2 separate regions of the Mus musculus genome follow, and region 2 is linked to region 1. Evidence: chromatin loops called from intact Hi-C (ENCODE). Cell type or tissue: left cerebral cortex. All regions are shown on one strand.

The links. A loop is a pair of places that touch in the nucleus more often than their neighbours do. Peaks named below come from ENCODE experiments on the same cell type or tissue, not always from the same donor. Only the 100,000 strongest peaks of a DNase experiment are listed, where the experiment ranks them.
Region 2: it touches region 1 in a loop (15-fold over the local background); 2 of 42 quality-filtered maps call a loop at or near these places.

What each region holds. Positions count from the first base shown.
Region 1 is chr11:43,882,596-43,885,095 of GRCm38, forward strand. It overlaps a transcript of Adra1b not described here. Among named protein-coding and RNA genes, the nearest start is that of Adra1b, 47 kb to the left of the region's middle. In left cerebral cortex, no CTCF peak of the experiment used is centred here; a DNase peak (open chromatin) is centred at 1,269; H3K27ac peaks cover 1,170 bases.
Region 2 is chr11:44,142,192-44,144,691 of GRCm38, forward strand. No RefSeq gene overlaps it. Among named protein-coding and RNA genes, the nearest start is that of Gm12153, 180 kb to the left of the region's middle. In left cerebral cortex, no CTCF peak of the experiment used is centred here; a DNase peak (open chromatin) is centred at 1,058.

The sequences.
Region 1 (2,500 bases):
TCAGTGTGGGGTGGGCTAATTTTGGTCCCTGCCTCTTCTCTGTACTTTCACAGGCTTGTGGATACCCTGTTAAGTCTGGTTTAAAATGTAAGAGCATCACACACATCGTCACTAGTTTAAAAGTTGCAGATACTTACATCTCACTAATTGTTTTGGTCTGAGTCGTACATCCATTCTTCCCTTCCATGAGATCAAACAGTATTTGCAGAAGCCATCTCTTTCATACTCGTTAATCAGAATCAGTTCTTTAGTCTGTCTTTGATGACACTGGTATTCTTGAGAGTTAACATCTTTCAGGTTTTGAGATTCCTAAGTTTCTGATTTTTTTTCTTTGTGAAAGCCTTGAGGACATGCTTTGTGGTAGAAATGCTTTAGATTAATTGTGTATTGTCTTCAATAAAATTATTTATATATTATTATTACCATTATTATTATATTTTTTAAAAATATTTTTTATTTGGTATTTTCTTCATTCAAATTTCAAATGTTATCCCAGAAGTTCCCCCATCACCCCCCCCGACTCTCCTACCCACCCACTCCCACTTCTTGTCCCTGCCGTTCCCCTGTACTGAGGCATATAAAGTTTGCAAGACCAAGGGGCCTCTCTTCCCAATGATGGCCGACTAGGCCATCTTCTGCCACATATGCAGCTAGAGACACAAGCTCTGGGGGTACTGGTTAGTTCATATTGTTGTTCCACCTATAGGGTTGCAGACCCCTTTAGCATATTATTTTTAAACACAAGCTCGCACAGTCTATTCCTAATTGGTATAATACTTGCTATGTAGCCCAGGATGGCTTCAAACTCAAGTAATTCCTTTTTTATCAGCCTCCCTAGTGCTAGAATACAGGCATCTGGAATTATACTGTTGATTACTATTTTATTATTGCTGTTATTATAATCAACTTATGCATTATGCTGTGTCTTAGTTTCATTTTTCCATTGCTTTGATAAAATACTCTGAAGCATAGCTTAGTGAGAAGAAGTGTATTTGGCTTGTCTTTTCAGGTCATTTTCCAACATAGCAGGGAAAATCACAACAGCAGGAGAGTGATGGAAATGGTCATATGGCATTCATAATCAAGAGGAGGATAGTGAACAGTGCTCATCTTGCTTTCTTTTATGCAGTCCAAGATCTTGCCTAAGGAATGGTGCCGCCTACAATGCACATGCTTTCCCACCTCTGTTAGTGCAATAATTATAATCCTTAAATATGCTTATAAGGCTTATCACCCCAGTGATTCTAGATTTTATCAAATTGATAGTTCACACTAACCATCACAGATGGCTTTCTTTTCAGTCTCTTTTTCACTTTCAAAAGTCCGTGAATCGGATCTTACTCAGAATTCTCAGTGTGGGCTGGGCTAATTTTGGTCCCTGCCTCTTCTCATGAGAAAAGACTCGAAATGTACCATTTTTGTTTCCAAGTTTCTTATCCCCTTAGAAATACCTCAGGTGGAATAGCCAAGTACTCAAGAAACAGCCAGAGGAAATTAATTTTAAGATTTCAACATCTGTCACTCACACTAATGTCTTGTGTAACTGAGTTGATGATACCATTGGATACGTGACAAACTATCTTTTCCCACCTTAGCTTGCACATTTGCCCTTTATCCAAGATTATAAGTAAGCCTAGTCCCAAATAGTTCTGGTTGCAGGAGTATGTATTTGAACATTTATAGCCAGTTGAACTAGTTCCTCTGTGTTCTATGGACACAGATTGTATGGTTAACACATTTTTCTTCTTTTTAAAATTACTTTTTATATTTTTTAAGAAGAATCAATGTGGACAGCTTGATGAAAAACCATTCCCATTTTTTTTGCATAAAAACCTCTAAACATAATAGCATGCCATTTGAGGGCTGGATAAATACTCCTCAGTTGCATGGGACAACCTATTTGTTTTTGCTACCCCACCCTGAGATATAACTTAGATCCACACTGATAATTGATTTTTTTTCTTTTTAATTTATTGTTGGCTTTCAGCCACAGGGAAAGCTGTTTGGTGAGCAGATGGCTGAGACCACTTGTATCTGTGGCAGCCAGGTCAGTCAACTGCAAAGAACCCCATAGTCTACTGTTGGACTGGCCTGAGGCACCCAGAAAGGCATGCCTGGCTTTCAGGGTAGATGTGAGGGAATTGCCTCATAGTTTAGATAATATTTTCCCTCAGAGGGTCAGGTCAGACACTGCACTCTGATGTCATAAACTTCCAGGCAAGTGGCAGAAATTTGGTACCATGGGATTACTTGCAAGAATCAGCCAGAAGTCTCCAGAATCTGGTGGAGTGAATTATAAGTCATTGAGTAAGATGTTCATTAACCTCTTTTTTGGAAATACATTCCACTTGCTTCATCAGAGAATTGTGGACTTTTAAAAACAAGGAGTGACTTTGGAGGTTATGTATTTGAATGATTTTCCAGCCAAGTCCACCGAGTGTGCCTAATTCTCCTCAGACTGCAGGAACTCTGAGACAGAGGTTCTGCTTGTATGAAGTCC
Region 2 (2,500 bases), 260 kb after region 1:
TGTTGGACGAGTATGTAAGTTGTGAAATCATGGGCTGTCAGAATCAGGGTACCCTAGAGGTTTTCTCATCTAGCAGTGGCTCATGGGCATCATGCATCTCACCATTCCCAGTTCTGCACCTGTGACAGACATCACTAATCTATCATGGCATCCTTTCCCAGTAAGCTGGAATGCAGCTTCAGAAATCTTAATACACAGCGCAAAACATAGAAATGATTTGTTATTTCTTAGGCAGCTCCACTCTATGTCTTATAACAGATGAGAAAAATCAAAATTCATCGTAAAAATTTTTTTGTCCAAGTGGAGGGAAAAATGGTGGCCCTGTCTCTTGACCTCTGGGGCCATGTTTATTCTTATTCGTTTCCCACAAGCTGGTACCAGTGGTTCATATTACATTAAGCAATGCTGAATCACACAGTGAGGGAAAAAGCGGTTCTGTTTTTTAAACTTTCTGATCGTGACATAGAAAACATCCTGGTTTCATGATGGTCAGTATTTAAAGCACTAATTCTGTTTGTTGATTAAAGTGTAGGCTCAAGTCCAGAGTAGCCTCTACGTAGAATGCAATATGCTATTTTGTTTTCCCTTTATTTATGTTTATAGTAACTGTCTAGCTATGACAAAATTTCCACATGCAGCAATGAAAAAACATCCCTTTTTAAATAAACTAATTAATGATTTTAAAAAGTCTATAGAGAGAACAAATTAACTAAGGTAGGTGGCACACAGATGTGGAAAAACACAAATGCCAAGAATATCCTATGCACACTGAGAGCATGGCCTCATCTGAGGCTCCTCACTCTTCTCTTTCCAGGACAAATGTCTCTTCTCCCCTCCTCTCCTGGAAGCTATTTCTTTGCTTGGTCTCCTGTCCTTTTCATTTCCCTCTAGCCTTCTCCCTGGGTTCTAGTCTGCCAGCCATACCTCCCCAGTTGCTAGACTGTCATTTTCAGCATAGCTCCATCCATCTGCCAGAGCCGGGGATGACTGCCTCTCTTCAGACCATATGGCCTGGCAGACTAGGCAGGCTCAGTGTTGATCCAAGAGTGGAAGGCAATAGCAGCTCCATCCTTCTCAGCAGAAGGATGGAGGCAAACTTGCCCACCCGCCACTTCTCTTAGCCTGGGGGAAAGCAGGCCGCAATGAGCCACCTGTGCACGGTGCCTCCCTCCTCCATAGGCTCTGTTCTTAGATGTTCTGGGCTCTTGCTTTGGAAGAAGCATCTTTGGACAGACAGAGCAGAGAACTCTCCAATAGGCCCATAGCCTCCCTTGGAGGAAGAGAAGACCTGCAGAAGCCACTTTGTGGTAGAGCTTGCTCCAGCCTTGGGGTAGGCCATGGTGTATGTGTGGGGGAGTCATGGAGTCTGGGCAACCCCTGTTGACAATGCTAGCCCCTCCTGGAGGTCAGCCTACTTACATGCATTCTCACAATGAACAAAGTGAGGTAAAGCCACAGGAGCCCATCAGAGAAGAAAAAGAAGCAAAGAAAGAAGTGAATGGACAAAGGAAAGAAGTAATGGAAAAGTAGAGGTAGACCTGCCCAAGACTAGTTGTAAAATTTTCAGATATCAAATAAGAGGTGTCATGAATAAGTCATTCTAAACCTCTAGTAGTTATGATGCACACCCTAATAAAACCTCAGTACGGGCAGGGGAAAGTGCTGATAATGGCTCACTTTTATCCAACAACATTTGGGCACCTGCTATGTGTCAAGGAGGTCCACCAAAGTACAGGTCAACATGTCTTTACCTTCACAGATCCAACAGGTGAATGTCTCCATAGGATCGTCATGGACATCTGGATGCTGGAATCAGACTGCTGGGTTTGAAGTCTGGTGTCCACATCTCAGCTCTGTAACCTTCAGCATCCAATAAAGCCATGGACATCCCCTTAGCTATAAAATGGAAAAAGGAAGTTTTTACTTGAAGGGTCATGGTACAGGTACAAAGACATGAAGGATGGCATGGTGCGGATGTAGGGATGCCTGACTGAGGTTTGGGTTTGCATTTCCAACGACGACCAATAACACCTACTTACGTGCGTGTTACCACATCCCTTTTGGCAGTGGTCTGTTCCCATCTTATGTACCTTTCTTGGTTCTTTGCAACATTAGTAAGCTAGGGCTACTTCCATAGCATCTACATGCAGTTTCTTTATCAGATATATAACTTACAAGTATTTTCCCCAAATTCTGGCTTTCTCTTTTCATTTTCTTAACAGCATTTATCTAAAAATGCAAAAATTCTCAATTCCTGCAAAGTTCAATTTATTAAGCTGTTTTTGTTTTTAAATATAAGTTGTTCTTTTTCAGTGCACTTCGATTAAGTTTTGTCATTATATATCTTATGATTCATTTTGATTTTGTGCCAGGGTCAATCAAGGTTCATTTTGCTTGCATGTGGTGAACAGCGTTGTTTATAATTTCTCCATAACAAATGAAAACAATGAGGTCCAAAGAGTCCAGCTGAGAGCCACTAAGTTACACATCTTATGAACGA